Regions from separate parts of the Mus musculus genome. Here all the other regions are linked to region 4. A link is a contact called in ENCODE Hi-C or POLR2A ChIA-PET data. All regions are on one chromosome and are shown on one strand. The core of a region is the stretch at or near the end of the contact, and the rest is flanking DNA. Distances in the headings are between cores, read along the strand shown.

Region 1 (4,769 bases), core at 955-3,454, 130 kb before region 4:
ACTGCCTGCTGGCAGGACCTGCGCAATTTAAGAACAACATTGGGTTGACTGTTTCACCGAGGTGAGTCGTTCTCCCAAATTCCTTCTCTGCAGAAAAATCTTTCAGATCTTCTGGGTGTGGCTGCTGCAATCCGGGACTGCTCTGCCAGCCAGCTGAAGACTGACCTAGCCCCCAACGAAGCCACTGAGATCACCTCCTGTGAGGATTTCGTCTTGCTCTGGTAAGCCTCTGTTATTCTAATTGATACATAAGGAAGATATTTGTTTTCCCTTTGTTGTCCAAATGTATCCTTCTCTGAGCTCTGTGATGGAGCTTTGGCTGCATCAGACAGTTTAGCAGCAGCAGGCCGTCCTTCCTGAGCCAGCTCCTATCCCAAGGCTGCAGGGGCCAGGTCAGTCCATCCCATGTGTAAAATCTCACAGGTTGGTTTACCTTGCTGTCAGGCTTCATGCCAAGAAAGATAAACTCCCAAAACAGGTTTCAGTAGAAGACAAACTCACATTTTGTCACACACTAAAACTTTTGCTTTTTTTCTAGAAAGTCACTAGGGAAATACTGTCTAGTTTAAAATTATAACCAGTTTGGCGAATTATAACCAGAAATTTTCTAGTGTCCCCCCATTAACATTTGTAGACTTGGAAACATCTCAAGTAAGGTCTTTGGGGGCTGTAGATTTAGAGTTTGGTGTCAAGAAACATACTATTTGGGCTGGAGAGATGGCTCAGTGGTTAAGAGCACTGACTGCTATTCCAAAGGTCCTGAGTTCAAATCCCAGCAACCACATGGTGGCTCAAAACCATCCGTAATGAGATCTGGCGCCCTCTTCTGGAGTGTCTGAGGACAGCTACAGTGTACTTACATATAATAAATCTTTAAAAAAAAAAAGAAACTGCTGGGTGTGGTTGCGCACGCCTTTAATCCCAGCACTCGGGAGGCAGAGGCAGGCAGATTTCTGAGTTCGAGGCCAGCCTGGTCTACAGAGTGAGTTCCAGGACAGCCAGGGCTACACAGAGAAACCCTGTCTCAAAAAACCAAAAAAAAAAAAAAAAAAAAAAGAAACATACTATTTATTTATCCAGTTATGTATGTATGTATGTGTGTGTGTGTGTTTCTTTATTTATTTAAGACAGGGTCTCTCTACAGAGCCTGGCTGCCCTGGAATTTACTTTGTAGACCTGGTTGGCCTTGAACTCAAGAGATCTGTCTGCCTCTGCATTCTGAGTACTGGGAACTGGGATTAAAGGCGTGTGCCACCAAGCCTGGCTTCTAGTTTTGTTTTGATTTTTTAATCTAAAAGATTGTTTATTGACCTGGGCATGGTGGCACAGGGTAGCCCTAGCATCTCTGAGTTCAAGGCCAGCCTGTTCTACAAATAGAATTCCAAGACAGTCAGGGCTACACAGAGAAACCCAATCTCGAAAAAACAAAATAAATATATATGTAATTTATGTGTTTTATATATATATATATATATATATATATATATATGCTTATATATATAATACGTACTATTGGGTATTATTTATATGTGTAAAGATATATGTTTATGTATATAATACATATTGTTTATGTATAATATATAATATTGGAGGCAGGAGGGGCACAGAAAACTTTGTGGCGAATTAGTTCTCACCTTCCACATTATATGAGTTTCAGGGATAACCAGTTTGCTATCCTCCCGGCCCTACTCTAGATTTATGACTTTATTACATCTCCAGATATGGGTTCCACTTTTTCTTCTTTGAGGACAGGTCAGCGCCATCAACCAGCTTCCACTTTTCGGACCTGAGAAAGTGGACCAAGAGCGACCTCGGTGTAACAGTCTCCAGTCTACAGGGTTGGCGAGGAGGTGTGCAAGTTCAGCAGTATCCGCTAGGTGGCGCTCGCTCCGCCCCGACCCCGCTCAGGCACATGCGTATTGCCTCCCCCACGCCACTCCTCCACACAAGCGCACTTCTGACGCAACCAGAGACCTCAGGAAGCCGCGCTCGGCGCTCGGGAGGGGGAGAGGGAGAAAAGAGGAAGAGCGGATCCGGAAGTAGGATCCAAGGGGTCTAGTTCTGGTGCTCTAGCGGACTAGAAGAGTCGCGACTCAGGGGGCGTGGCCCCGGAGGCGGAGGGCACCGTGATTGGCTCGCGACCGCGGCGCCGGCGCGGATTGGCCTCTGCGGATTGAAGTGCGTTGACTGCGCGGAGGTTGAAATTCAAAAGTGGCGGGTGTGGCTGATTGGCCTGGCTCCTGGACAGCCTGGCTTCGGCGTTTTGCGGCGCGAGCCCTTGAGAGGACGCGGGTCTCATCGTCCTGCCTGCTGCCTTTGCACCCTTTCTGTGCGGACCACCATGGACGTGCAGGCGCAGGTGAGTGCGGCGGAGACGACCTCGCGCCAAGATCGGAGGACGCAGGCCGGCCGCCCGGAGACCCGCGTCCCGGGGACAGGTCGGGGCAAGCCGTCCTGCAGGGGAGGGTCGCACCGCCTCGCGCCCAGGACACCAGCGGCCGAGTCAGTGAGGGCAACACACACACACACACACACACACACACACACACACACACGGCGAGGTCCCAGGACAGTCGCAGCGACGTTGGCCCGCCATTCCAGTCGTGCAGGCGCGACCATCCCGTGTCCCTTATCCCCCTCCAGCATTTCCCATTTCGAATTCTCAAGCGGATTCGACATGTTTGTGCTTCTCAGTTCTTACAGATCGCCTTGTGGGAGAAGCGAGGGTTCTGAAAGAGGCCTTGTCGCTTGTCCGCAAAGTACCTTTCTTGCTGATGACCTGTTGTGTTGCTGCTGGATCGGGATAGAGGAAGGGGAGAGGAGAAATGGGGGCATCGGCCCAGAGGATCCTTATTCCCTCGCCTGCCTCTTCCTTTTGCTCATTTGGACTGCTGACTAGTTTATGGGGGTGCCCTTCTTCACCACAAGCATCTGAGGCGTATGTGTGTGGCAATTAATGGACTGATCTCTCTGGTGTCAGGAAAGACCGGCCTGCATTCTTTGTTTACCAGCATTTCAGTCTAGACTGACTCACAGTCGGTGTTCAGCTTGAAGAGACTTTCTGGTATACTCACAGCCAAAAGGGAGAGCACTGCACTGTGACAGGTGACAGTTAAAAAGTAAAATAGTTTTTCTCAGATTTGTTCCTGCAGTATTTGCCAAGCATCTTCTGGCCCTGCACAGCTGTACTTATGTAGGAGACAGGAGTCCTAGCTACCAGTGAGCTGACACTCCCTGGGGAGACAGACATAATACAATTTGTATCTCTATTGGGAGGGAGTGAAGGACAGTAAAGGTTCAAGCAGATGGAAGGGGAAGAAGAAAGCTAGGAGGAACAACATTAACTAAGGTATGGAGAGTTAAAACTGGAAGGAAGAGGTCTGTGGTGCAGTGCTAGGCGAGCATCCAAGAAACACCTGGGTCTATAGTCCCCTGAACCAAAAGCAACGAACCATCCTGAAGTCAGTTGTGCACCTGAGGTCACCTGTGTGGAGGCTCAGACCAGAGCTTGGAGATTCAGGCCAGTGATACATTGTCTCAAAAAAAAAAAAAAAAACCAATATAAATTTGACCTAGTAACCTGAAGCTGGTAGCATGCCCAAGAATAGCAGGGTTTGCTTGCTGATTTGTTGTTGTTGTTTTGTTTGTTTGTTGTTGTTGTTTTGTGGTTTGTTTGTTGTTGTTTTGTGGTGGTGGTAGCTGTTTTCCCTGTGTAACCCTGGCTGTCCTAGAACTCACTCTGTAGACCAGGCTGGCTTAGAACTCAGAGATCTGCCTGCCTCTGCCTCCCGAGTGCTGGGGTTAAAGGTGTGCGCCATCAGTGCCCAGCTGTACTGTGTGTTAAGTGTGTCTGAGAGAAGAGGTCCTTGTGTCTCCCTTTCGGCAGGGAGAGAGAGATTTATACTGGTTAGAGTTGTCCAGAAAAAGCATGAAAAACATAAAAGGTAGTGCTTTTCAATTACTCAGTAATAAAGTTGGGTTTTTTGTATTTTGAAATAGGGTCTTACCATGTTACTCTGGCTAGTCTAGAACTGGCTAGAACTGGTGTACCCACTGCTTCTGCCTCCAGAGAGTTGGGATCACCGCTCTTGGCTTTGTTATTGTTTACTTTTTTTTTTTTTAAGGAAAATGTATGAGAACCAATTTAGTGAACCATCTTTTTTTTTTTTTTTTTTTTTTTTAAATCGCTGTCAAGGTGTGACTTTTTACATTATGGTGTAACATTGTTCTCTACAAACTCTGCCTCCCTCATAGCTTAGCCTGGGATGCATATGGCTGTGGCAGCTAAGGAATTGGTTACTGTACTGGCTAATTTGTGTCTACTTGACACAGGCTGGAGTTATCACAGAGAAAGGAGCTTCAGTTGGGGGAATGCCTCCATGAGATCCAGCTGTAAAGCATTATCTTAATTAGTGATCAAGGGGGAAAGGCCCCTTGTGGGTGGGACCATCTCTGGGCTGGTAGTCTTGCTCTCTTCTATAAGAGAGCAGGCTGAGCAAGCCAGGGGAAATTAGCCAATAAAGAACATCCCTCCATGGCCTCTGCATCAGCTCCTGCTTCCTGACCTGCTTGAGTTCCAGTCCTGACTTCCTTGGTGATGAACAACAATGTGCAAGTGTAAGCCGAATAAACCCTTTCCTCCCCAACTTGCTTCTTGGTCATGATGTTTGTGCAGGAATAGAAACCCTGACTAAGATAGTTATTTTATAAGTTATAGAGATGCTGCAACCCCTTGTCCTGTCCTGTCCCTAACCCCACCCCATCCATGT
Region 2 (4,844 bases), core at 96-2,595, 130 kb after region 4:
TGCTGTGCTAGATCACGAACACTGGGGAAACTGAGGCAGCAGCCGGGGCTAGAGCAGGGTATTTGTTTCCCTGCAGGAACGAATGGGTGTCATTACTCTCTTCCTTACTGACCTACCCAAAAGCCTTGATTACTCCCCACCCAGCCACTGTCAGAATAAACTGCCCGGAAGGGCTGGATTGGTTTAGTTCATCTCTGGAGCCACACCTGACATATTGACAAGGTGCTCAGTAAATGGTGAAGACCACCCCCCACCCCACCCCCCCACCCCCGCAATGGGATAAAAGGTGATTCCTTGTCTTGCACCATCTCAGCCCTATCAAAGGCATGTGACTCCCCAGAAAGGTCCACAGATAACCTGGCGGTGGACGGCGTCTGGGCAACCGAAGGTCCTCATTGGTCCCCACGCCTGTGTTGGTTGAGCCAGTCTGGCAACTGTCTGAGGCTGGATAGGCAACTTGCTGCAGAGGTCCTCCATGGTCCCACACTGGTGGCATGGCTGTTGGGTTAGGGCTGGGCTCCTCCACGGAGGAAAAAGTGGCTGGAGCTGCCCCATCTGGAGATGCCACCTCCTTGTCTGGCTCACCGGAGCTGGATTCTACAGTGGTCAGCGTGTCCGAGCTGGGCCTGGATGGTTCCTCCTGGTGCAAGAAGTGGCTAAAATCAGGCTGGGATCCCTAGGTCAGACAGATGCCCTTCTACTACAAAGGTCCACAAGACAGACTCCTTCAACACTCACCAGATATTACCCAGTCATTCCACTTTCTGAGTCACCAGCAAGATACGGGAGATAAGGGCAGACCGAGCTACTGTCTCCTAATTCCAATTGCAGGAGTTATCAGGGATTATGCATAAAAAAGCAGCATTAACATCCCTTCCTCAATTTTGGCAGGAGAGGCACTAGGGGCGGAGGTGTGGCCTAGAGGAGCAACTAGGAAATGCTGGAGGGCCTACAGTGGATCGTGTGATGATGGGGAATACTGGCTAAGCTAGAGCTGAGCAGATAGACGCTCTGAGCCAATACGTGTTAAATTTAGGGACTGAACTCTAGGAGAGTGGGTGTGGCCCGGCCTTCAGGGCTGGACGAAAGCTAAGTGACAGTCAGAGGCGGGCGGGGACCCGGATGTGGGGGCGGGGTCAGCTGGAGGGGGGCGCGCGGCAGGACCGTTCCCTGTCAGTCCCGCTGCTCTTCCGCGTCCGCGTGCGGGGTGCTGCGCTCACCATCCTCTACTCAGTTACACCTCTGGTTCCCGTGCCTTCGGAGGCTCTGGCTCCAGCAGGGGCGTCTTCCTCGGCGACACGGTCTCTCGCTCACATCGGCGCCATTTTCCCGCTTCTCAGATCTCGCGAGACATGGGGTGTGGCCTAATTCTGGGCGCTTCTCTAGAAGGAGGGGCCTGAGACTACACTGCAGCTCTTATACAGAAACAGAGAAGGTCTGCTTTTGATTGGTCTTAAATTTCAGAGAAAACTGACAAAAGCTCTTCCCCTCCCCACTTTTATAGCCCAGGTTGGCCTTACACAGAAGTTGACCTTGAACTTAGATGCCAATACACCAGGTTTTAGGTGGTACTGAGTATCAAACCCAGAGTTTTCATATATGCTAGGCAAACTCTCTACAAAGCAAGCCACATCCTTAGCTCTGTACACATACACGTACAAATGAATATGTATATGCACAGATGTGAGCAGGTAAGAGCGGAGGTCCAAGGTAGACATTGTCTTCCTTCATTGCTCTCCACTTCATTCACTGAGGCAACATCTCTCACTGAAGTTGGAGCTCACCAGTTCCCACCTAGCTAGCTAACTTACTTGTCAGAAGATTCCTGTGTCCACCTCCAAAGGGCCCTGATTACAGGAAGCTGCTATGCCTCACAGGGAGGGCTAGAGATCCAAACTCTTTCTCATTTACATGATTGTGGGTTTGAACCCTGGTCCCTTGTGTCTGCACAGACCCATCTTCCTAGCAAGCACCATAAAATTTTCAGCACATCCAGTGTGCAGCAAGTACGAATCTGTTGTAATAGCCCAATGTGAGAAACACTCTAACTAATGGATCTTCAGGAACAAGCAAATTCCACAGGTCGAGAGGTGTGAAAATGAATCCCAAGTGCACTACTACTGAGAGGTCGCCTGCCCACCCTACTTTCCTTAAGTGCATCCTATGTGCCAGGAACTTAGTACTGCTCTTGGGAGTCTCTAGTCAACCAAGAAAATGGAGAGACAATAAATCAACAACAGCAGAAAAATGATCTTGGATCTATCCTAGGAGATAAGAAAACAAACAAAACTGATGTGAAATGAGGAGTCAGGGAAGCCTGTCTAAGGGGGTGACTTGAGCTGTGCCTTGATGCCTACAGAAGCAGAGCACTACAGCAAGCTGGCGCAGATGTCCTGAGCTGGCAAAGAGCAAGCTCCCCTTTCGTAAGCAAGGGCGAGACCTCTGCACTATTGAAACAGAATAAAGATGTTGGTATGGAGGTCAGAAAGAGAACTTGGGTGAGTCCTGTAGGGCTTCCTTTCTTCCTTCCTTTCTTTCTTTCTTTCTTTCTTTCTTTCTTTCTTTCTTTCTTTCTTTCTTTTGTTTTGTTTTTTCGAGACAGGGTTTCTCTGTGTAGCCCTGGCTGGAACTCACTCTGTAGATCAGGCTGGCCTCGAACTCAGAAATCTGCCTGCCTCTGCCTCCCGAGTGCTGGGATTAAAGGCGTGCGCCACCACGCCTGGCTCCTGTAGGACTTTCAAGAGGTGGAAGAGAGAGAAACCATGGTTTCTGAAGTAGTCATTGATGAATGTTTGTTTTTCCATTTTTGTGTATGTGGTTGCATGTATATATGCACACATGTTTGTGGGGTATTTGTTTGCAGGTGCATACTCACATTTGTGGGTACATGTTCACTTTGTGGCTTGTGCATATGGAGGCTGGTGGTTGCAGTGGGGAATAATCCTCCAGGCCTCTTCCTCCTTATTCGATGAGACAGGACCTCAAAATCAAACTCAGAGCTCAACAATATGACTATTCTTGCTCTGGGGATGCACGGTCTCTACTGTCTGAGGCTGAAGCTGCAGGTGGGCCATAGTGCCCACCTGGCATTTACCTGGTATCTGGGGATATGAACTTAGGTCGTCATATTTCTATGGTAGGATCAGTTGTATGACAAGACTTTTTCCAGGGAAACACAAACACTTCTACTCACCTTAGATAAATAACCCATGACAGAGCAAAGTATGAATAACACCAAAGCCACTATAGTGGATCAAGGGTTTTCTTAAGTTACTACAGGGATATAGGCAAGGGGTTACTTACTGAGGGAGAAATGACTCAAAGACATTTGAATCTGCCTTACCAAATTCCACCCCTTAATGGGTGTATTAGTTAGGATTTTACTGTTGTGAACTGACACCATGACCAAGGCAACTCTTTTTTTTTTTTTTTGAAAAAATTTTTATTAGGTATTTATTTCATTTACATTTCGAATGCTATCCCAAAAGTCCCCTCCACACTCCCCCACCAACTCCCCCACCCACCCACTCCCACTTCTTGGCCCTGGCCTTCCCCATATAAAGTTTGCACTACCAATGGGCCTCTCTTTCCACTGATGGCCGACTAGGACATCTTCTGATACATATGCAGCTAGAGACATGAGCTCCGGGGGTACTGGTTAGTTCATATTGTTGTTCCACCTATAGGGTTGCAGATCCCTTTAGCTCTTTGGTTACTTTCTCTAGCTCCTCCATTGTGGGCCCTGTGATCCATCCAATAAATGATTGTGAGCATCCACTTCTGTGTTTGCTAGGCCCCGGCATAGCCTCACAAGAGACTGCTATATCTGGGTCCTTTCAGCAAAATCTTGCTAGTGTATGCAATGGTGTCAGCATTTGAAAGCTGATTATGGGATGGATCCCCGGATATGGCAGCTCTAGATGGTCCATCCTTTCATCTCAGCTCCAAACTTTGTCTCTGTAACTCCTTCCATGGGTGTTTTGTTCCCAATTCTAAGAAGGGGCAAAGAGTCTGCACTTTGATTTTCATTCTTCTTGAGTTTCATGTGTTTAGCAAATTGTATCTTATATCTTGGGTATTCTAAGTTTCTGGGCTAACATCCACTTATCAGTGAGTACATATTGTGTGAGTTCTTTTGTGATTGGGTTACCTCACTCAGGATGATGCCCTCTAGGTCCATCCATTTGCCTAGGAATTTCATAAATTCATTCTTTTTAATAGCTGAGTAGTACTCCATTGTGTAAATGTACCACATTTTCTGTATCCATTCCTCTGTTGAGGGGCATCTGGGTTCTTTCCAGCTTCTGGCTATTATAAATAAGGCTGCTATGAACATAGTGGAGCATGTGTCCTTCTTACCGGTTGGAACATCTTCTGGATATATGCCCAGAAGAGGTATTGAGGGATCTTCTGGTAGTACTATGTCCAATTTTCTGAGGAAGTGCCATACTGATTTCCAGAGTGGTTGTACAAGCTTGCAATCCCACCAACAACGAAGGAGTGTTCCTCTTTCTCCACATCCTTGCCAGCATCTCCTGTCACCAGAATTTTTGACCTTAGCCATTCTGACTGGTGTAAGGTGGAATCTCAGGGTTGTTTTGATTTGCATTTCCCTGATGATTAAGAATGTTGAACATTTTTTCAGGTGCTTCTCAGCCATTCGGTATTCCTCAGGTGAGAATTCTTTGTTTAGCTCTGAGCCCCATTTTTTAATGGGGTTATTTGATTTTCTGGCATCCACCTTCTTGAGTTCTTTATATATATTGGATATCAGTCCCCTATCTGATTTAGGATAGATAAACATCCTTTCCCAATCTGTTGGTGGCCCTTTTGTCTTATTGACA
Region 3 (5,273 bases), core at 621-3,120, 160 kb before region 4:
TAGGGGCCAAAGTCATTGGAGGATTCACAGAAGTTGACCTGCTCTTCCCCCTTGTCTGCAGGCTCGGTCAAGGTCCGAACATCACTGATACTGAGGGTAGCCTCGGGCTCTCCCCCTGCAGGAACCCCAGAGCCGCCTCCCATTTCTTCATCCTCATCATCCTCACAAGTCAACACCAGATCTTCCTCCTCTTCCTCATCTTCTAGATCGGGGTCTTGGTGGACCAGGGAGGCTGGTGCAGGGCAATTTCTAGCTTGCTTCACATACACCCAGTGTTTCTGTGGCACTGCACTGGCAGGCATGCAGTTAGACCTCCGGAGCCCAGCCCCGGGGGCCACGGCCCCTCTCCCATCCCCACCGTCATCGCATAGCTCATCGGCCTCCAGCAGCAACTTCCCGGAGGTGGTACCCGCACTGCCAACCACAGGGGCTGGGAACACCGGGCCACCATCCCGACGGTTCCCACTACCTGCTGCTGAGGCCACAAATGCATCCTGGGAGGTAGAGGAGAAATCAGTCGACTCCCGGGGGCTGAAGTAGTTGCTACTGCTGGGAGACTGATTCTCACTGGCCCTGCTGGAGGTATGGGAACGGACAGAGCCTACGGTGGCAGGGGCGACAGTGCCCCCATTCCCTGATGGGACACTGGCACAAGGGACAGAGACAGAGGGGGCTGCAGCAGTAGTGACAGTGGTTGTAGTGGCTGCGGATCGACCCTCCCGAAGGAGTTCAGTGCACTTATCCACAATGTGCCACATCTGGAGGACCGACCCCACTGTGAGGAAGTTGACAATGTCCGCAGCAGCCATGCTGAGGCGGCCCGTGTAAGCTGAGGCCAGGACAGTCTCAAAAGCGCCTGGGTCCATGACGCTTGGCAGGGAAATGGAAGTCATGCCTTTCAGTAGGACCTGGTCGTGGAAGTAAGGAGAGGAGGCAGCCAAGACGGCCCTGTGAGCGCGGAACTCCCGTCCCTGCACGCGGATGGACACATCACAGAGCTGACCCTGGAGCCGCTGCTGGTTGAGGGATTCCAGGAGGGCACTGGTCACCTCAGGGAAGGACACGTGTACCACTGCAGCTGCCGGCAGAGGCAGTGGCGGTGGAGCCAGTGACAGAGGCAGTGGGAGTGTGGCCCCACTGGGTGACAGAGCAGACGGCTCCATGCTGTGGAAGGAGATACCCCCCCAGCCACAGGAACAAAGGAAAGAAGAGGGCGGCCGGGGGGGTCTCTAGGGAAAAAAAAAAAAAAAGAATAACAGCATTTTGAAAGCATCACTGATTTTAAGCCATCACAGTATTTAAAAAAAAAAAACAGGTACCCCTGTCAACCCCATGGTACAGACGGGGCAACTGAGGCTCACTATTAAGTAAAACATCCAATCAAACACCACCAAACCGCAGCGCTAGCAAAGAAAGTATTCCAAGTTTAGTACTCTCGCTCCTGGGTCAGGAAATAGGGGGCTCTCAGGGAAGGGGCGTCTATCCTAGTCTACGGCTTCACTCTCAAAAGAACGCCCCCTCCTTGGTGTTGCGTACCGATTTTCTTGGGGTGAAGGGGTGTTCTCCACAGTTCTCAAGCTCCTCCCCCTAGAGCCCCCAGTTGATCCCGACCCCGCCCCTTCAGGACCCTCCAGGGCTCCGCCCCCTGGATCCCCGACCCCGCCTCGTGTTTGCCCCCGCCCCCGAACCCCGCCCCCCAGTCCTCCCCAATCGCGCCCTCGGACTGTTCCCCAGCCTGAGGGGGGCCCCCAGCCCCGCGCGCCCCCGCTTACCTGGCCGCGCGCCCCCGGGCCCCCCCCCTCACTCCGCGACCAGAGCCGCAGCCCCAGCCCCTCCCGCCGCCATCTTGTGCCGACTCCCTCCGCCTTCCGCCTCCACTCCGCCTCCCGGACCTGCGACCTTAAAGGCGCAGGCCAGCACCCCTCCTGTGCCGCTGGGCAAAAGTCGACCGACAGCGACACTTTTCCTTTAAAGAACCGGCGCTTCATTCCGCCTTAAAGGTACCAGGTCCCGTCTGCGGCTGAGGACTCAGGAATTGGTTTGGCCGAAACCTTCGTTCCCCTTTAATCCGACAAGCCTACCTTGTCTCATTGACCAGTGCTGGCTTCCGCTTCCCAGGCTCCACCCCGAGCTCTGGACGTTAGCTTGCTCGCGGGATCTAACAGCCCTTTTCCCAGCATATGAGAACCCCCCAAGCCCCGCCCCCCTCCTCCAGGCCTGGATTGGCCAAATCACCTTGAGTCAGCCCCTGATTGGCCTTTTCACTCAGACCGCTCAAAACGAGAGAGGAAAGCTGCTTAAGAAGGCTTCCGAAGCACTTATCTTTAAAAGTGCCTAGGGGAAGAAGGCTCAAGGAAGGGTTAAGGATGAGGACGCCCTAAAAAGAGAGCCAGGATAGAAAAGGCAGATCCAGGTGACAGCTGTCACAAGAGAAAAGGCAAAGTAAAGGAAAGAATACAATAAAAAGAAATTCATTGTTTATTAATGTGTCTGTGTAAAACTTAAAACATTTTGATTTTTTTTTTTTGTCAAAAGAAACACCATCAAAACGGGAGGAGCTCTGTCCATCTTTTACTCCATCATCTTCCAACAGCCATACAAAAAACCTTCTGGATGCAGGGAGCACGGGGAGCATGGGGCCTGCTAATCAGAGTCTGAAAGCACGATGATCTCCTCCGGGTCGCACTGTGTGGCCACACTGGTCTGCAGACAAGTCAGAGGAGAAAGAAGGGTGAGCCAGGCATGGCGGCTCACGCCTTTAGTCCGAACACTCAAGAGGCAGAGGCGGGCTGATATCCGAGTTTGGGGCCAGCCTGATCTACTACATACAGAGTTCTGGGACAGTCAGGGCTACATAGAAAGACCTTGTCTCAGAAACAAAACAAAGCAGGATGGAAGGCTGGAAGATGGCTCAGCCACTAAGCACGCAGCTGCTTTGCAGAAGACCCGAGTGTTGTATCCAGTCTCACATGGCGGCTCTCTGCCTTCTCCGTGACTCCAGATCTATAGGATCAGACGCCCTCTTCTGGCCTCCATGAGCACCAGACACAAATGTAGCACATAGGTATGCATGCCAACAAAACACCTATTTACATAAAATAAGTCTTTTTTGTTTTGTTTTACATGGTCTCACTATGTAACCTTGACTGTCACTGGGTAGACTAGACTGTGGCCTTGAAGTTAGAGAGACCTGTATGCCTCTGCCTCCTGGTTGATGGGGTTAAACCTAAACACACACACACACACACACACACACACACACACACACACAGCCAGTCTTTGAGACTTTGTGTGTTCTTTTTCCTCCCCTTTATCCGCCCCCATCACTAGATAGAAAAGAAAGGATAGACAGGAGAGACAGGATCTCTGATTCTAATGTCTCTCTTCCTGTTTGTTCTTTGAGCAAGACTACTAACAAACCACAACCAACCCCTGTACTACCACCAACCATGCTTCCTGGAAGGTGGGGAGGCTCTGCCATTTATATGCTCTCCTGAAAAGTTCCCAGAATTCCAAACATCACTTCACACAACCAAAGCAACTATCTGTAGCTGGTAAAGCCACACCTCTAGAGCTCACAGTCACAGTCAGTTGGAAGCAGCCCCACACTCCACACCGGGATTAAAATGAAAACCTATTTCACTGGTTTTTTGTTTGTCAGTTAGTTGGTTTTTGGGTTTTAGACAGTTTCTCTGTGTGGCCCTGGCTGTCCTGGGACACACTTTGTAAACCAGGCTGGCCTCAGACTCAAGAGAGATGCTCCTGCCTCTGCCTCCCAGGATCAAAGGCATGTGTCGCTACCACTCAGCTCTGAGTTGTTATAAAGACGCCAAAATTCCAAAACTGTCACTACACAAGCATGCATGCACGTGCACGCACTTGCGGGCGGGCAGGAAGATGGGGAAAACAGAGGAGCAGGAGGTGCAATACCCACAGAAAGGGAAAGGGTGAGAATGCAGTGCCAGGGGACACTGCCCACTCACCTTATAAATACACTGCCGGAGAGACTGAGCCTGGGGTGTCTGGAGAAGCAGGGATGGAGAAGGGCTGCACAGAGAGCTGGTCACCAGTTCATGGCTGGGAGAGTCCACCCTTGTGGAGGAATCAGCGACAGAAGCCACAGAGGCCAAGGGGGGGGATGGCATAGGCTGGACACTTGTGTTCTGCCCACTGTCCTGCTGTGCCATCGGTTCTTTTATATAGCTAAGGACAGAAGAAAAATGACAGAAAGGGCCTGAGGCTGCAGGGAGACCTAGGACATCAGGCTCCCTTCAGAGAGTCCTGCCTCCTTGCCTGCCTTCCTCCTCACCCACTATTACCTGTTTCCTAACAGTCCAGAGCCCAGTTGCTTCTTTTCCTTCCGAAATCTCTTGCTGGGGGGACTGGCATCTCTCCAAGTGTGAGAAGAGACACGCCCATTGACAGATGTAGAGGTAACCACAGCTGCCCCATTTTCCAAGATGGTGGGGAGGGAATCTTCCGACTTTTTCCTGGAGGAGGAAATGTCCCTTTCCTCAGGCAAAGCTTCCATCTCTAGCTCAGCGAGCTGGGACACAGGACTCTCGTCTCCCAGGAGCGGCTCGAGGAGCTGCTCTCCACTGCTCTCAGCGTCAGTGCTGGGAGGGTCCAGGGATGCCCCTGGCGGGGATGCTGGGGTCTCTGTCAGTCCTCTCTTTTGCTGCCCCTCGGGGGTCCTGAGCCCTTCTGCAGGCTCTGAATTCCTTCTATGGAAAAAGTCTGAAGGCGATGTGGGACTCTCATTTCCTTCATTATCTGGAAAAGAAAGGGGAGGGGTGGATGAGGAACAGGGATAGAGGGGCTGTGCAAAGGACATAGGAGAGGGCTGGAGAGATGGCTCAGTGGGTAAGAGCACCGGACTGCTCTTCCAAAGGTCCAGTGTTCAAGTCCCAGCAACCACATGGTGGCTCACAACCATCCGTAACGAGATCTGACGCCCTCTTCTGGTGTGTCTGAAGACAGCTACAGTATACTTACATATAATAATCAATAAATCTTTAAAAAAAAAAAAAAGGGCATAGGAGGAGGAAGAGGAGGAGGAGGAAGGAAGGAAGGAAGGAAGGAAGGAAGGAAGGAAGGGAGGGAGGGAGGGAGGGAGGGAGGGAGGGAGGGAGGGAGGGAGGAAGGGAGGGAAAGGCTCAACAAGGAGCTCATGTCCGACAGAGCAGAACTAACACCACAAGGATGCTCCCCACAGAGGAGCTCCGTTTACGCATATACCTCCTCCTTCCTCTTCTTCATCACCCCCCTGATCT
Region 4 (5,112 bases), core at 260-2,759:
GCATTGCTGTTCCTTACTATTCTCCCAATCTCTTAATATCTGTTAAACAAAGACTTCATGGCCCAAATGAGCCACATAATCTCAGGAATACACAAGCAGAGAAAGAAAATGAAATCAGAGAGGTAAATTTTTAAAAAAAGATTTTATTTATTTATTTTATATATGTGACGAGTACACTGTATCTGTCTTCAGACAAACCAGAAGAGGGCATCAGATCCCATTACAGATGGTTGTGAGCCACCATGTGCTTGGAATTGAACTCAGGACCTCTGGAAGAGCAGTCAGTCTCTTAACCACTGAGCCATCTCTCCAGCCCCCGAGAGGTAACTTCCAAGTTACCAGTGTACAAGAGAATCATAAGTTCAAAGTTGGCTAGCACGAGGTGGCGTGTTTAGCGGCGCAGAGCCAGGTGGATCTCTCAGTGTTAAATATCAGGTTCTAGGCAGGGAGACCCTGTGCTCCAAATAAAACAGAACAAGAAAAAAAGAAGTTAGTTCAAAGTAAATATGTATTGTTATCATTCCTTCTAGGCTCCCAGTTACCTGGCAATAGCTAGGTATGACTAACTCACTAGAAAAGGGGCTGTTTGCCCCCCTCCTCTCTTATCCTACACTCTGCCCCTTCTCCCTGGCCGGCCTCTCCTCTTCTCTCTCCACCCCCCTCCTTGCCACTCTCTCTCCCTTTCTCTATCTCTACTCCCTCTTCAATATGAAGCTAGTCAGGGTAACTTGAGGCCTCGTCTCAACAAACAAACAAACAAACAAACAAACAAGCAAACAAACAAAATCAAGCTGGGTGGTGGTGGCCAATGCCTCTAATCCCAGCACTTGGGAGGCAGAGACAGGCAGCTCTCTGTGTTCAAGGCCAGCCTGGTCTATACAGGGCAAGTTCCAGATGGCCAGGGCTACATGGTGCGACCCTGTCACAAAAAAAAAAAAAAAAAAAAAAAAAAAAAACAATAAAGAAAAAAGAAAATCAGACAGGTATAGTCTGATCCATATCACCAATTCCAGTCTAGCTAGGGTTTCATAGTGAAAAACCTGTCTTAAAAAAAGAAAAGAAAAAATATGAGTAATGGTGAAAGCAGAAAACAAGAGAACTTTTTGAGAAGAGGAACAAATAAAAAAGCCTAGGATCCCCATTTGTTTTGGAGGTACTGACATAAGCTTTGTATTTAAACAAAGAACTGGGGAACTGCAACCCAGAGAAGGCACCCCCAATCAACGAACATACGCCCGGAAATGGTCATTTATGGGGCTAGAATAAGAGGTCGGAGGAGACCCACTGATCTATGATGTCATCAGGACGTTAAAGTCCGTAACGTCACCTAGAGGTAGCTCAATTTCCCTTCCCCTACAGGTTCGCTGGAAGGCCCAGTCTGAGTTCAGTCTCTCATTGGTTACGCACTCTGTCAATCCACTTCATTGTTCAAGTGTTCCGTCCCGCCTTCCCCCATCTGCTTTTGATAGGCTGCTGAATCTGTCATTTCAAAAAGGTCCGCATTCCTTCCGCCTTTCTCCGGGAGACCGAGGGCTAGAAGGGTGGATCCCAGGAGGCTCCTACCCCCCGAGCTCGGTTTCTCAGCCTGATTGGCTTGTCCAGGTGCCTGTCACTACCGCTTTCACCGTTGACTGGCCTTTAGACCGCCGCTCTACGCGGCGCCGGTTCCGCCCCCGACGGGTGTTTGTGGTGGGGCTGCGGAGTCGCCGATCCCGCCGGAAGCGCCAGGACAATGGGGACCCGGGACGACGAGTACGATTACCTATTCAAAGGTGCGCCTTGTGGGGTACAGACAGGCGAGGTGGCGGTAGCGACTGGAGGGCCGAAGCCGTGCTACAGGAACAGAGAGCTCAGGGTGGAGGCCCGGACTTCAACGGGGCCTATCCGGGCTGGGAGTCGGAGGAAGCCGGGGCAAGTGGAGTTCGCTAGGCTTCGGGCCCTAGTACGCAGTGGTGAGGAAAGGGAGGCTCGGCGAGGCCTACGGACCCCGGATGCGCCGGGGCGGGGCCGGGGCCTTGGGGGGGTGGGGCCCGAGGTGGTAGGAGAGGCCGTTGGGGCGGGGCGTCCCGAGGGGCGGGGCTTTCCTGGGTTTGGCGGGCGGACTGCGTTGAAAGCAGGATTGTAGCTGGTGTTAAGGCGAAGGAGAAGGTTGTGGGCGTGCCCACAAAGCCTGATTGGTGTGAGCCTTCTAGGACTGACTGACACACCCGGGGCCTACCTTGGAGTGGAGCCTGGATCATGTGCAGGAACCCTATATTATGGTGCTTTGGAATTGGGTAGATTGGGGCCTGTCTGTCGACTAGTTCAAACTCTTGATATTCATGGAGAAGTGATTCAGTTGGTAGCATTCCTAGCAGCAGCATGCTCAAAGCCCTGGATTTTATCACTAACACCGCCTTGGTGATGGTGCAGGCCTGTAGTCGCAACACTTGGGAGGCAGAGGTAGGAAGATCAAAAGTGCAGAGGCCAGGCTGGATTACTGGAACCCTTTCTCAAAGGAAAAAAAGAAAAACCACACATGGACAACGTTAAATGCAGTACCTGTACTATTCTGAAACTTTTTAATAATGGTCCCTTTTACTCCTCCTTATTAGTTTATACAGCCCATATTATCCAGGAAACAGGCCAGTAGTGGTGCACACCTGCAATCCCAGTACTCAGAGTTGGAGGTAGGAGGATGTACTGGCTAGTTTTGTGTCAACTTGACACAGCTGGAGTTACCACAGAGAAAGGAGCTTCAGTTGAGGAAATGCCTCCATAAGATCCAACCGTAAGACATTTTCTCAATTAGTGATCAAGGAGGAAAGGCCCCTTGTAAGTAGGACCATCTCTGGGCTGGCAGCCTTGGGTTTTATCAGAGAGCAGGCTGAGCAAGCCAGGGGAAAGCAAGCCAGTAAAGAACATCCCTCCATGGCCTCTGCACCAGCTCCTGCTTTCTGACCTGCTTGAGTTCCAGTCCTGACTTCCTTGGGTGATGAACAGCAGTATGGAAGTGTAAGCCGAACAAACTCTTTCCTCCCCAGCTTGCTTCTTGGTCATGATGTTTGTGCAGGAATAGAAACCCTGACTTAAGACAGGATTTCTTTGCAGTTCAGAGCCAATCTGGGATGGTGAGGTAGCGTAGGTATTTGTGTACACTGCCAGGCCTGATGACCTGAGTTCAATCTTGGGACCTTCATGGTGGAAGAGAGTCTGCAAATTGTCTTCTGCCCGTCACAGGTACTCCACATCACATATAGAGATAAACTGAAAAAAAATCGTGTAATTTAGCAGAGTGTGGTGTCACACACCTTTAATCCCAGCTTCAGGAAGCAGAGACAGACAGAGCTCCATGAGTTCAAGGCAAGCCTGGTCTACATAAACGGGTGAGGTGGGAGTGGCAAGTCAACAGAATGAGATTTTTCTTGTATTTTTTTTTTTTTTTTCGAGACAGGGTTTCTCTGTGTAGTCCTGGCACTCACTTTGTAGACCAGGCTGGCCTCGAACTCACAGATCCGCCTGCCTCTGCCTCCCAAGTGCTGGGATTAAAGGCATGTGCCACCACGCCCGGCTTCTTTTAAATTTTTTAAAAGCTAACTTAGGTTACACATCCATAGTATGTCTTTAAAAAAAAAAGTGGGGGGGGCGGGGGGGGGAAACAAGTTCAGAAAGGCAGGTTCCTAAGGGTGGAGCAAGGTTGAGCCCAAGACAGATCTTACCACTTAGAGGTTAAGTTTAGGGGCAAAGATTGAAGCTTAGATATGGAAAAGACAGTTGTTATACCTCCTTCCTTCAACACATATGTATCCAATTACAGGAAGAGCTTTCCTACTTAGTGAGCCTCTGTCCGTGTCATTGGGGTTCCTCATTTTCTGATGAGCATATTTAGGGATCTCTGGCATTGTGACACCTTCTATGCCAAACTGAGCTTTTGGGTCCTCTAACCATTCATGCTGGACTCCCTGATTGATAGTGAATGATTTTGAGAGCTAACTCCTGGATCCTCAGGGGACATACCTTTGCCCTTCTGGGAGTGTGTCCTGGTCCTCAAAGCTAGCCTTGGCATCTTGGGACTGTGGAGGTACTGGGGTATCCTTGGGGCAAAAGGCTCCTGAGATGGAGCCAGACAGATTTCTGCAAAGATATGATTACCACACAGCACCATGGGCTGGGAGTGGGCTCTATCCAGATGTGAGACCAATTAGCAGGTGTTAGATTCCGGGTATCACTTTAGAGGCAGAGTACGTTTTGGAAAGGTTTTGGAGACCAGAGATTTGAAAGGCTCTCTGGTGATGGGTGGGACAGATTCAAATCCTGCTCTGTTAGGGGCCTGTCCCCACTCAGACCACCCAGAGGAAGCTTCTAGGCAGGGCAGGGGATCTGTTCTCTTCCAGTCAGCACATCCAGGCATCTGTGATCATTCCCTGCTTGTTTTCGGCTTTTTACTGTTATAAATAGCCTGGCATTGAATGTGTGCCCTAGTCCTCTCTTTGCCCTGTGGGCTAGTTCCTTGATGTGCGTTCCCAGAAGAGCAGTTACTAGGTCAGGGGCAATGGAACTCCTTTGCCATTACTGGTACTTGTCTCCAGAACTCACTTCCTGGAAGCACCAATCAGCTCCTGCAGCAGCTGGCAGTGGGGGAGTGGCCGCCTGCCCCGACTGCCCTCCCCCACTGGCCTCCTTTCCTGGTCTGGCAGGTACCTTCTTCAGTAAGTCACAGTAGCTGCCTAACCCCCAAGGTTAGCATTCTGTCTGTGCTTACCCTAGGTGTCCTCTCCATTCCTTCCATCTCATCTGAGGATTAACATTTGTCCTTTCCATTCAGACTTTAAACCATTAAATTAGAAAAAGGAGTGCTAGGAAACGAAAAGGGAAGAGAGCTAGCAGCAGACAGGCCACTATCTTCACTTGCCTGTATATGGCAAATCCCTCAGAATGTGAATACACTGCACCTGCCAGTCCCTTTTGAGACTCACAGCCTTCAGAGGCTCAGGCTTAGGGCAGGTCAGCCATTATAACAATGGTGGTGACCTGGTCAGCCTTGGAGAGTCATCTTATATTCAGTGGCAAGAAGATAAATTCAAGGTCAACCTATGCTATGTAGCAAGACCTTGTCTCAAGGAAAAAAAAATC

What was found. Hi-C counts contacts between places; a loop is a spot of excess contacts on that map. ChIA-PET counts read pairs that join two places held with the same protein, here RNA polymerase II (POLR2A).
Region 1: a loop to region 4 is called in a map of regulatory T cell, with 2.7 times the contacts of the local background. The contact joins the promoter of Kifc1 here to the promoter of Rab11b in region 4. A Hi-C loop is called at or near these places in 1 of 37 maps with a recorded cell type or tissue (regulatory T cell). POLR2A ChIA-PET finds 5 or more read pairs at or near these places in 2 of 5 experiments (Patski and embryonic stem cell).
Region 2: POLR2A ChIA-PET joins it to region 4 with 27 read pairs in embryonic stem cell. The contact joins the promoter of Zfp414 here to the promoter of Rab11b in region 4. POLR2A ChIA-PET finds 5 or more read pairs at or near these places in 4 of 5 experiments (Patski and embryonic stem cell).
Region 3: POLR2A ChIA-PET joins it to region 4 with 14 read pairs in embryonic stem cell. The contact joins the promoter of Zbtb22 here to the promoter of Rab11b in region 4. POLR2A ChIA-PET finds 5 or more read pairs at or near these places in 4 of 5 experiments (Patski and embryonic stem cell).

Annotation. Positions count from the first base shown.
Region 1 is chr17:33,888,068-33,892,836 of GRCm38, reverse strand. It overlaps Kifc1 (kinesin family member C1), which reads left to right and starts at 2,204. Exons shown (of 11, transcript NM_001195298.1): 1 at 2,204-2,359. The coding sequence starts at 2,342.
Region 2 is chr17:33,625,593-33,630,436 of GRCm38, reverse strand. It overlaps Zfp414 (zinc finger protein 414), which reads right to left and starts at 1,345. Exons shown (of 6, transcript NM_026712.3): 1 at 1,221-1,345; 2 at 358-640; 3 at 1-70. The coding sequence starts at 1,223.
Region 3 is chr17:33,912,773-33,918,045 of GRCm38, reverse strand. It overlaps Zbtb22 (zinc finger and BTB domain containing 22), which reads right to left and starts at 1,870. Exons shown (of 2, transcript NM_020625.3): 1 at 1,773-1,870; 2 at 1-1,229. The coding sequence starts at 1,163. It overlaps Daxx (Fas death domain-associated protein), which reads right to left. Exons shown (of 8, transcript NM_007829.4): 5 at 5,239-5,273; 6 at 4,320-4,773; 7 at 3,984-4,203; 8 at 2,456-2,703. The coding sequence ends at 2,644.
Region 4 is chr17:33,756,883-33,761,994 of GRCm38, reverse strand. Rab11b (RAB11B, member RAS oncogene family) reads left to right here and starts at 1,509. Exons shown (of 5, transcript NM_008997.3): 1 at 1,509-1,772. The coding sequence starts at 1,733. Gm17251 (a long non-coding RNA gene) reads right to left here and starts at 2,137. Exons shown (of 2, transcript XR_003952408.1): 1 at 1,408-2,137; 2 at 128-453.